Regions from separate parts of the Homo sapiens genome. Here regions 2 and 3 are each linked to region 1. A link is a loop called in an ENCODE intact Hi-C map of the cell type or tissue named here. Cell type or tissue: B cell. All regions are shown on one strand.

Evidence for each region. Hi-C counts contacts between places; a loop is a spot of excess contacts. Peaks named below come from ENCODE experiments on the same cell type or tissue, not always from the same donor. Only the 100,000 strongest peaks of a DNase experiment are listed, where the experiment ranks them.
Region 2: it touches region 1 in a loop (23-fold over the local background); 1 of 110 quality-filtered maps calls a loop at or near these places.
Region 3: it touches region 1 in a loop (9-fold over the local background); 1 of 110 quality-filtered maps calls a loop at or near these places.

What each region holds. Positions count from the first base shown.
Region 1 is chr1:48,748,329-48,752,328 of GRCh38, reverse strand. All of the region lies in intron 6 of AGBL4 (AGBL carboxypeptidase 4), which reads left to right. The region is part of intron 3 of BEND5 (BEN domain containing 5); the gene reads left to right. Among named protein-coding and RNA genes, the nearest start is that of BEND5, 27 kb to the left of the region's middle. RefSeq lists an enhancer at 1,906-2,035. In B cell, a CTCF peak has its summit at 2,078; a DNase peak (open chromatin) is centred at 2,008; H3K27ac peaks cover 2,295 bases.
Region 2 is chr1:48,868,593-48,872,592 of GRCh38, reverse strand. The region is part of intron 5 of AGBL4 (AGBL carboxypeptidase 4); the gene reads left to right. Among named protein-coding and RNA genes, the nearest start is that of BEND5, 94 kb to the right of the region's middle. In B cell, CTCF peaks have their summits at 1,614 and 1,815 (motif pointing right); a DNase peak (open chromatin) is centred at 1,802.
Region 3 is chr1:48,675,566-48,679,565 of GRCh38, reverse strand. The region is part of intron 6 of AGBL4 (AGBL carboxypeptidase 4); the gene reads left to right. Among named protein-coding and RNA genes, the nearest start is that of BEND5, 99 kb to the left of the region's middle. In B cell, CTCF peaks have their summits at 1,867 and 2,066 (motif pointing left); a DNase peak (open chromatin) is centred at 2,055; H3K27me3 peaks cover 208 bases.

The DNA of each region.
Region 1 (4,000 bases):
GTTGTGGCTCAGTCTTCTCTTTGCCAGGACTCTCTTCTTGGGGCCTGTTTATCTCAGAGCTCTTTCCTGTCTCTTTCAGCCTCAGTTCATTTTCACAATGAGCAGGAGTACTATAAAAAAGTTGGGCTTTGAGAAAGGCCCAAAGCGGGTGGACAAGAGCCATTTTGTCTAGTTAGATGTTTACATCTCCCTTGTGGAGGTAAGGCCTAAGAGGCCCACAGTCTGCCTGCCGGTTTAGAGTTAGTGGTGGGGCAGTTTCAAAAACTGTTGTATCCTGCTTAATTCAGATGGCAGGAAGAGACCTAGTAATAAGAAGTGGAGTAGTTTGTCTGAAAAATATCAGTCATCTTCTACTTTGAAGGACTTTTTTTGAACTGTTGCCCAAATCAGAAGTAGCCACAGTTTAAAATAATCCCAGATTATTTTAAAAGTTGATTTCAGGGTGGCCGAACAATTCAGGACCCTCCTTCCCCTTTCTCCCTAGACTCCGTTTTCCTGGGGGCAGTGGGGATGGGGTTGAGGGACAACTCCAGGCTGTCCCTTTTCTAACAACTGCCTAGGTATTTAGAACATCCAGAGGAAGTTGTTAGGCTTTTCCCCATTGTCAGAATAGCAGTGTGTTTCTCCATTAGAGCAGGGTTTTGCCTTCCATATTGCCATGTGACAAGCTTATGTTTTTTTTGGATTTGCCAGGCAGGAAATGGAGGTGGGAAAGTGTTCATTACAGGCAAAGCCTGGTTTCTAGGAATACCTGCTTTGGGCCAGACACTAAATACTTTCCATATATAAAACAACCTCAGCAGTGGATAAAACAGGCTCAGAGAGATTAGGTAACTTGCCTGAGGCCACACACCCAGGAAAGGGTAGAACCAGGTTTCAAAACTGAGGCCCCTCTTGCTTTGCCATGCGTCAGGCAGTCTGATCACAGAGTCCCTTAGCCATGTGCTTCTGTGGCACCATCCCTTTTGCCTGCCTCCTGATTAGGCCTTCATTGCTGGCCATTAGACCATCCAGTACTGCAGTGCATTCTGTGACTGCAGGACCCTTGAGCTTTTAGATGAATATTTCCTGCTTAATTTAAAAGCCCACCATGTCTTCATAGTTTCAGCCTTACCAGGCAACATGGCCTCAAGATACCAATTGGACAATTCCTGGAGTTTTCTTAGAAATTGTCTCTTTAGAGAGAACCCAGTTCAGCCTTTCACCCCTATCTTATAGATGGACAACTGAGGCCCAGAGAGGGGAAAAGACATATCTATGCCATGTGGAATCAGAATATATAGGATTTCATGAATGCTATATCATGAAGCAGTGGAAGGTTTGTGTTCAGCCAACATGGATGGATGTTTGTTTGGATGCCAGGATTCAGCAGGTCCCAGAGGCTGGCCATACCCTCCCTTGCTGCTCCAGGGGGTACTCTGAGTGTGGGGGGTAATTCTTAGAGTCCTAGGACCTTAGTCCTATAAGGAACCCCAGAGTTCACCTCGTCTAGCCTCCTATACAGGACAAGAAGCTTTCTGCTGTCTCCCTGCCATGCAATCACCCAGCCTCCAGTAACATTCCACTAGAGACAAGAAGCTCACTCACTGCCTTCCAGTGCAGCCTATCTCATTATTGGATAGCTCTGACCGTAGGGAAATGTTTTTGTGCAGGGAACATTATTGGATCCTTCCTCTGTTCCGAGCCCTGTGCTAGGCACGGAGAAATCAAATTGTTAAGCCCCCCTTGCCACCTTAAAGAAGTCACAGTCTCAACAGCAGACAGTTGGGATGCAGGGTGAGCTTTACTTTGGTCCCGAGCTCTCAGGATGTTGGGAAAGGATACAAAAGAGAGCTCCTTACATGGCTGGGGTAGGAGAGTTGTGGGTGGCTGCAGGAGGCCCCAAGTTAAGGAACTATCTCAGGCAACAGGAGAGCCTAAACAAAGGTTTGGAGTTGCAAGAGAGGCTGGCTTATTCAAGGAACTGAAAGTAGTTCTGGTTGGACGGCACAGTGAAGTGCTGGGTAGCAGGAAGAGATGAGGTTGCAGACATAGATGAGAGCAAGCAGAACTACCCCAGCCCCTCCTACAGGTGGTTCATGGGGGCACTTCCCCATTGGAGTGGGCTGGGGTGCAGTCCTTCAACTCCTGAGTTGCTATTTTCCTCTGAGTCAGGCAAATCAATCAACAGCCATTTAGCAAAGATGAATCCCATATGGTCCCTACTCTGGAAGGGCTCATGGCCTGAAGGGAGTATCAGCAGAGGTCAGGGTCATGGATTGATTTGTTGGGCAGACATCCACCATGTGATCAAACTTTGCCTCCTCATAACTCCTACCCTCAGGCACTCACTGTGCCCACAGTGGTCCCTCAGGAAACTGGGAGCAGCCCTTATGCTGCCCACCCCACTTATTCCCACCACAACTCCTTAGCCCCCCAACCCAGCCAACTGTGGTCCATTTTACATGCATTGAATACATGTGTGGGCCTTCAATGCTTCCTTGACAGGGCGTTCTGCACATACCCTGCCATTTGGATACTCTCTGGGCACAGATAGTTGGGCAGGAGAGAAGTAGAAGAACCACAGATGAAGAACCAGTCCAGTTTTCCCTGGCCACCAGAGGATAAGTTCAGAGCTTCTAGAGGTGACAACCTATTCCCCTTCCACCGCACCCCTCATGATTGTGGGGCTTTTCACAGACCCCCTAGGAATGTCAGAGAAAGTCAGAGATGAGCTGAGGGTCCCACAGAGTGAGCATTAGGCAAGAAGCTCTGGAAAGTACAGTTCATTGAGGAGGGGTAGGGTAGTGGAAAGAGCTGTCTTTGGAATCTGACAACCCTGAGTTTGAGCACTCACCACCTATGTGACTTCTGGCAAGTTACTTTACTACTCTGAGTCTTTACAGAGATAATAAGATCGATTTTGTAGGACCACCATAAGGATTAACTTCTTTCGCTAAACACGTGTTTAGTGAGTGTTCTGTATGGAGGACATTGCGCTGGGTGCTGGGGATATAGCAGGAACATCCCCTCGGTGTTTATGTTCTAGTCAGGGAGCTGTTAAACAAACAATCACGTGACAGTGGGCTGAAAAATGCTACAGAGAGAAAAAAAGAGAGATACATTTGATATAAGATACTTAACAAAGAAGACTTTTGTAGGTTTCAGCCACCTTTCCTTCTCAAATATGTCATTTGAAATGGGCATCTGCAATTCCTCAAAGTCGGGGAGAACCTTGACCTCCAAGACTGGGGACCTGGGCCTGCTTTTTTCACCTCTTTCTTCCTGGGTGGGCTTCTCCCCCTTGGAAAGGGGGCTCTCTCGGATCCATTTCAACTCTGCTGCTCTGTGGTTCAGATTCCCCGAGGGTATGGCCCCACTGTGGAGGCATCTGTGTCAGCTGCTGGGATCTCACCTAATCCAGGATTCATGCTAGAATTTTTTTCTCCTGCCTCTGCCCAACGAAGCCTGCTCCTGCCCTCACTCACAGAAAATGGAGAGAGAGAGGACCTGAAGAACCCCGGCCTCACTACTCCCCCACCTCCCCAAGATGTCGCGCATCCATCAAAGCCCCAGTCAGAGATCACCACTTTCCTGAAGCCTTCTAGGATCCCTTAACCGGCAGTGATCTCCCCCTCCCCAAATTCATGCAGATCATCACATTGCACCCTTTGTGCACAGTGAGCCTGTGGTTTGTGCCACTTGCCTTCACCTTATGAGAACTACCCCACCCTAGGGTCACACACCCAACAAGCTCCTCTCATCCTCCAAGCCCCAACACAGAAGTTGGTGACCGTCCTTATGAAGATTTCCTAGTCTCCTCCAGAGGCAGCACCCCCTCCTTTGCTTCTGCCCCAGTTTTTCTCCTAATGCTTGTTAGCCACATGGCTGGTGGTAGTCTGCTGCCTGTCTCTTTCCACTGCTGGACAGTGAAGCACTCAGTTCCACCTAGCACAGGGCTGGCACTCAGGAGGTACTTAGTAGATTCTCACCAAAGGAATGAAACCAGATTTGTCTCTGC
Region 2 (4,000 bases), 120 kb before region 1:
TCTAAGTTGAATATTGCCTGAAGAGTCTCCCAGATTCAGAAGGCTTTATCTATATTGGTAGGCTGCAGTAGCTGGGCTTTTCAAACTGGCTCCTTGTGACAAAATAAGCAAGTGTTTATCCTACTGGTATCTTGTTGATTAATGCTACCTTCCCTGAAAAGAAAAAGATTAGAAACAAAATCACAGTTGTAAGATCAAATGTATTAGCTATGACCATAAATATATGTGACTTACACTCTCCTACTTCAAAACAAAGATGCAGCCTGGGATGAAAAATTATATGAACATAATGTTGCACAGGATTAGACTTGTACTTCATTTATTATATATAAATACAATATCATTAAATATATACACATAGTGAGAAAGATGATAAGAAAATACACCAAAATATTAACTATGGTTCTCTTTCAGTGGTAGGATTTCATTACTTTTCACTTTTACTCTGAATTTTCTGGAAATATTCCCAGTTCTTGGTTGCAGTTGACTCAAAGCAATTTTTCTACTTTTACTCTGAATTTTCTGGAAATTTGGAAAATGACAAAAATCAGCATGTGTGATTTTCATAATTATGAAAATTTTAAAGATAGGTTCTTTAACTTAGGACAACTATAGTTTTCAGAGAGAATAATTGAATCCAGAAAAGGTCCAAAGTTCTTGAGTAAGGTGTCTAATTAGCCCAGCTTTTAGGACTTCTACCTTTGGAGAAGTCCACTGTGACTAGAGGTGGGGTGACATGGTACTAATATAACAGCATTCACTCGATGCATGGGGGAATAATGGATAATTCCTGGAGCAAGGGTGCTGGTGGACAATTCCTCAAGCATCCACTATAGACACTCTGGCAATCCCTGGATACCCAATTCAGAGGTTACTCCTGCTGACCTTAGAATCCCCACCCTCCATTGTCCTTATGAGGTCATACTCAGCATTCACCACACAGTGGTTAAGCAAAGAAATTGGTTTCCTCTGAATGTCCATGGGGCACCATGTTTATCAGGGAAGGCTGGATGCAGGGGTCATACACAGCCAGGAGTCCACATATCTACTCCTGATTGATCCAACGCTGGCATACCCACATTCCTTCAGTAGTCCATAGAATCCCACACAGGCACACTTGGATGCATTCTCCTCCATCCAAATGTGGAACTTCTTTGTCTGAGATGAATGTCCTCTCCCCGACCCCAAACGCACATACACACACAAACACACACACACACACACACACACACACACACAACCACTACTACACATGTGAAGGCTCTGCCTTCCTTAGACTGTAGCTTTTGGTCAGAAAGTGGTTCAAGAGTCATCAGGCCCTGTCTGCCTATTAAACCTGCCACCTACCTTACTGGCTTCATTTCCTCCCTATCCTACCATCCATATTAAAGGCTCTTATCTCTCTCAGTTGGCAACCAATTATAATAATTTGGTAATTCTTTATGTCCAACATGCCCCTCTCTGTATATGGCTGATTGTACATTATTGGTCAAATTCTATAAACCATGTGCTCTATTTTTACAAATGCCACATAGTTTTCATTGGCAATCTCAAATGATTGTGCCTGGTAGACTAGTAAGGAAAATTTTCACTTCATTTCAGTCCTTTTATTTTTGAATGACTTTGAGGGAATTATTTAAATATTCCAGTTTCTTAGCTAAAAATTGTTGCAGAGTCATTCTGGAACATACACTTTTGTTTTCGTTTGCACCTAGAACATGCAGGTTTTGTAATCCTGTTTTAAGAGCTAGAGGTTAAAACAACAGCCTACGCATATCTGCTTGTGCCACTAGGTGGTGCACACATATGTCAGTGATCGGTGGGTTAAAGGGGCTTATCACCAGGTTAGTGTTAATTTATCACCACAGAGGTGGTACAGACAGTAGGAGCTGTAGGAGTGGGGAGAGATAGTAATGCTCTGGGCAACAGTAAAGAAGGGAAACCCTCCCAGAGGAGATGGATTGACAGTATTCCTGGCTACAGACATGGCAGGAGCAAAATCTTAAAGGCAAAGAACCCCAAAGATGTAGCAGGGGAAAAGTCTTGGAAAAGAAAGAGCATGTTTACTCTCCATGCTGATTAATTCCTAATCAACAGGGTCATTGCAGAGGCATAACAGCATAGTTGAAACATTTATTTGAGCTAGATGACATCAAACATTCCTTCCAGACCTTTGTTCTGGGAACTGGGGACACAGAGGTGAAATGACATAGCCCTGTCCTCAAGTAGGATCAGTGAGAAAGGCAGACAATGAAGACGGTACATGATACTTTCTCCTAGTGAGAAAGACAGTACATGACAAAGACAGACAAGGAAGACAGTACATGATACTGTCTTCATTGTCTTTCTCACTAGGATCCTACTTGAGGATCCTAGTGAGATAGGCTTTGCAAGATGCATTGGAAGAACAAAGTGTGAAATTCTGTTCTGAGGAAGGGAGATAAAGTGGTTAGGTTTGGGAGGTGGTGTTCAAAGAAGACTTCATGGAAATCTTGAGGTTTCCATGGTTGAAATCTTCAGGAAGGTTGAAATCTTCAGGAAGATTTCAAGAGGGTAGACAGAGATGATAGCATAAGCAAAGGCATGGAGGTTTGAAAGGATAATGTCTGTGGATTTGGGGACTAGTTCAGTTGAGTTCAGCCAATACTTACTGAGGGGTACTCTGTGACATGTACTGATTTTACTAAAATTAATAATAGGTGTTCTAGGCCCTTAAGATGCTCCTCATCTAGTGAGAAAGACTGATACATGCACAGAAAATTAAAATGTGAGAGGATAGTTGAAAATGTGGTCCCTTTTAAAATCTGACTCTGTCCTTTGAGCCCCCAGTGTGCTGGCTACAGGTTCTCAGGGAGTTCTACACCAGAAGAGGGAGCCTGTAAGCACACTACCTGGTTGCGTTTGGCTCCCAGTCACTGATGGCATTTCAGTCTCACTTGCTCATTTTAGAGTTGCCAAGTTTGAGGCCAGAGACAGAAAGCCAGGACACAAGCCCAGGCCTGTCTGACTCTGTCAGCTTTTCTTCCCTTTTTTCTTTAAAGAATCCTAGGCACAGAGTTGCCGTTTAGCAATAGTTCTTAATTAGAAAAAAATACATTTCAGACAAATAGGCCATCTTCACCAACTGTGATCATCACAAAGTCAAGTGTATGAAAAAAGGACATGATGGATTCTTCCCTTATGTATGAAGAAAGTGCCAAGCCACATAGGTTGACCTTGGCAAAGGCAGCTTAAGCCAGATGTCCCACTGGCCTGGTTCCGTGTTAGGGAAGGAAGAAGGTCTGGCTCCAGCGTTCCTTCTAGCCCACATGCGTGGGTGGGTGTTTCATATCAGTGCTAGGATATGTTCTTACTGTGTAGATTAGTGACATCTTAGAGTTGCATTGTTTGCTTGAAAGTGTCAACTGGAATGAATTATGAGTTGGCAGGAAAACAGGTATGTGTGTTTGAGAAGGCACTGGAGGGATCTGGACCTCCTTTTAGGTACATGAGAAGTCATTGAAGCAAGGGGTAGAGAAATCTTACAGAGATTTTGACTGAAACAGATCAAAGTTAATGAAGAAGGAGGGTGACCCTGAGGAGAGGGAGATTTGAGACCAGGTCTTATGAGTAAAGGACAAAGGACCTGGGAATATTTAGACTGGAGAGAAGACAACACAGATCTTCATCAGCTCTCCAAACTATTGTCATGGACTGAAGTAGCTAGAAACAGTGATTGTGTCATCAGGAAGCAGCTTTTAACCTTGCTCAAAGTAGACCTGTCTAACCAAAAAAAGTAGTGGGTTCTCTACCAAGAAAGAAGATGAAACAGAAGCAGTTTATACAATTGGTGGGGACATTTAGGGGGTCCCTGCCCACGTGGCAGGTCAAATCTCTGAACTTTAAATAAGTAAAATTCATGAAAAAGTAAGAGCCATCTTACATAAACCAAGGATCAGATGTTCTGTAATAATAACAACATCAATACTGCATAGATCTTTTTATTGAGAACCTTTTAAGT
Region 3 (4,000 bases), 73 kb after region 1:
AAAAGAAATCACCCACACTGATGAGTGCAGAGGTGGGCTGGGAGGGAGAGGTGGAGAGGATAGATAAGGCAGGTTCCCACGGCTGTGGTCACCCATTGAGATCACCCCCACTGTGGCCCTGGTTGTACTGAGCAGGCTTCATCGTCCTAGGCCTGTCAGGCAGCCTTCTCTCTGACACCCCAGTAACAGCTCAAATAATATTAGCCATGATTATTGCTGCACAGCCAGTGGTGTCAGAGCTGGAATTTGAACCCAGGCCTGTCTGACTCAGAGACCCTTGATCTTAACCTCAATCTATTGCCAAGACAACTCAAAGTAGTTGCAAAAGCCAGTGTCTATGCACAGGCCTTCTGATTCTCTTACATTCTTTCCACAATCTGTACAAATGTTACCCTAAAATCAGAAGCCCTCCTCTAAGAACCCTGTGCCCACCCTTCAGGCTGAGCCAGGGGGTTCCCTCTGGGCTCCCCAGTACCCCGTGCTTCCCTCAATCAACTCAGTGAGCACTCAGAATTCCACTGTCAACTTGCATATCCATCTCCCACACTAGACCATGTGGTCCTAAGAGCAGGGGTTGAGAGCAGAGTTTGAACCAAAGTTGGGAAATCACCCCATGTTCAAATTTTCTCAAACAGAAAGTTTCCCTTTAACAGTAGCAGGTAGGAAATGTGTGTTAATAAACCATGGTGCTGGCAGCTTTAAAATATTAATGATTTCTAGAATTGAAAATGCAAATTGCTGTCTGGAACTCCTCCACTTGGCATTAAAGAGAAGGGCTTTGAAAGGACACCATGGGGAACTCAGGAACTGGAGAATGGCCTTGCTAGAAGATGGGAAGACAAATAGACATTTACCACCTTTGTTATTGCCACATTTGCACCATTAAAACGCAAGAGCTAGTCACTGGGTGCTATTTGAAGGCATGGCTTTAAAGTGAGCAGGCTGGGCTTCTCCATCCACTTCAACATTCACATATGGGGTACCTACTATGTGCCAAAAGAGGGCATGTGTGGAGGGAGACAGCTAAGATCCCAATCTGGCCCGGGTCAGCTCAGTCCACTGTGGGCTGTGGTCAGGGCTCTGACCTTGAGCAAAGAGAGGGCATGGGTTCCGGGGAAATTCTCAAGATGTGTGTGAGTGGAAGGGACTGGGATTTTTCTGACAGGTGTTGTTCTCCCCCTCAGTCCCTTAAGTAAAGAGAGGGGTGCTGTGGAGCCAGTTTGGTCCTAAGCATGATCCCTGGCCCTTCTCTCAAATCAAGAGCTGAGGGGAAGCTGAGTGACATCCACAAGGCAACTGGAGAGAGCAAAGGTGGGGCAGAAGGGCGGGGGCGGCGGGATGGGTGAGGGCAGGTCCCCTGGCTGTGGCCAGCAGCTGTGCAGTTACCCCACCGTGGTGCTGGCTGTGCTGAGAAGGCCTGACCATCCTAGCGCTGTCAGGCTGCCCTGTCCCTGACAGACAGGCTGGGCTTGTCACTGCCCCATCAGAGCTCCCGAGGTACTTCGGCAGCACAGCCAACTGACACCTGCTTCCTTTCGATGACGTGTTCGTAGTGTCAGGCAGTCAGAAACTGTGTCCTGGGAGGGCCCCCGTCTCCTAGTAGCCTACCAGTTCCCATTCTGCATCCCTCTGTGTTTGTGGACCAGCTCTCTAACAATGAGCTTTGCCCCTTCTTTCCAGAAATCCGGAGGTATCTCCCCATCACCCTAGTGTCCCCAAAAAGTTGGGAGGCCTCTCCTGAGGCTTGACAGGACCCTGACTGTGGTCCCTGTGTGTCTGGCTTGCACTGTTCTAGGGGCTTTTCTGCTTCCTTCTGGCTCTTTGCTGTGATCTGGGTGTGTGACGTTACAAGGACAGGAAGCTCTGGATAAGTGAGGCATCAAGCTGTCAGGGAAGAGCGCAGGGTTTTGGAGTTAGACTGACGTCGCAGCTGCTCATCATGTGGACTGGGGCCAGTGGCACAGCTCTTTAACCTGCCTGCAGGACAGAGATCAGAGTGCCAGCCGTTCTGCAAGGCTGGCAGGATCCAATGAGCTTATATAAGTAATGCGCCCCCTGGCGCCTGGCACAGAGCAGGTGCTCAACCACCGAGATTTCCCTTCCTTTCCCTTCTCCTACCCTCCTAGGAGCCTGGATCTGTACCCTGACATGCATGTATTTGGACCCCTTCTTTGCTGTGGTGGCGAATATGTTAATCCTCTTCCTTCATCCTTTGAAAAATGTCTTTCTCCTTCTCCTCATGCATGCAGCTTACGTTTTCTTACAAATCCAATCTACTTGCAGGAAGCTTTGTGAGTTCCCTGAGACACTGCACGTCTATTATATTGGTACTTCTTGTCCTGTTCCAAGGAAAAGACTGTGTCTGAGAAAAATTATTTGCTTGATGTAGGCATGTTCTCTTGTCTACTCACCCCACACCCTTGCCTGTTGTTCTGACCAAAGTGGTGTTATCAGAGCCAGCCCCAGCCACTTACTGGGGCTTCTGATCCTCTTGAGCTTAAGTGTTTTAGAACTGGAGGGGACTGAGAGACCACCTAGCTCCGCCCCTTCTTATGACAGATGGTGAAACCGAGACCCAGGGAGCAGAGAGCCTGGGCCAAGCTCACACTAGACCACTGGTCCTCTTCTCCTTGTGGCTGCACAATTTGCAGCCACAATGCAAATTAGAAGAACAGTTTGCTGGAGTTCTTCCCCAGAACACTGAACTAGAATCTTGGTGGGGGCAGTCAGTGGGGTGTTCTGGGCATCAGTATTTTTACAAAGCTGCTGCATGGTTCTAATAAGCAGCCAGGGTTAAGAAACAGAAAATAAACCGTGTTTCTTGCCAGTGTATTAGCCTCACATACCTAGGGGAAAGCGTGAAGGAACTGTCCACAGGAGCCTGTTTCTGCAGGATGGTTCACCAGGGAGGGCCCAAGATGAGCATTCCCCTCTGCAGACGCAGAGCACCTGACTGGGTGTTCTTAATCAGGTATTTCTATTAGTCAGTAAACATTTATATCAGATTTCCTATGTGGCAGGCACTATTCTACGTGCTTTACAAATACAACCTCATTTCCTCCTGAGGGCGTTCCTGTGAGACAGTCTGCTATGATCCACATTCTATGGACAAGAAGAGTGAAGCACAGAGAAGTGAAGTAACTTGCCTGGGCTCACACACTCAGAGAGCAGCGCAGTCACTGCGCTTGTGCCTGAGTCCCTGTTTGTTACCATTATGCTCATTCACCTCTGGGTTCTCAGGTCACACTTGCAGCACCTGCCAGCACCTTCAGACCTTCAGACCCCCCACTCAAGCCTTTCTAAATGAATGGCTCTGCCAGAAGGTGGAAGGTAGGACTGAAGGTTTCTGAAATCAGTAATACTGAAAGCTACCTTTGTGGAGCACTGTGATTTATACATCTCTCCTTACCTAGTTTCTGATGAAACCATGGCGGAGCCACTTACCTAGGCCATACAGCTTCAAACCCAGGTCTGTCCAGCTCTACTTCCATGTACCCCAGGTATAACCTGAGGTAGAATTTGTAGAAAGAATCCAGGTTTATCCTAGGAGTTTTTTCGAGGAGCACATAATGGCATTCTATAAAAACACCCTCTGGAAACATATCCTGTGAATTAAATTTTTATAATTTATTTTATTCAAGAAAGATTCCATTCGCTGGTGATGGCATGGCCTAGAATTTAGGGCACAGGGTGGAGAAGTTATATAAGAACTGCTCAAATGTTTCTGATCTAACATGTAAAAATCCAGTTCACTGTGAGACCTTGGTCAAATCACTTTTTGTCTTAGAGTCTTGGTTGTAAATGGTGACATTAATTAGACCATACTCAGCTCTAATGGTCACTGTTCTGTGACTGCTGTGTGATATCAGACAGCATCCTTAACTCCTCTGATTTTTATGGTGGTAGAATCCTCCTCACTGGAACAAAAAGTAATTGCTACAGGAGAGTTGGTGTTAAGTGTAGCTGATTGCTTGTTAATCCACTTACAATGATGGATGTT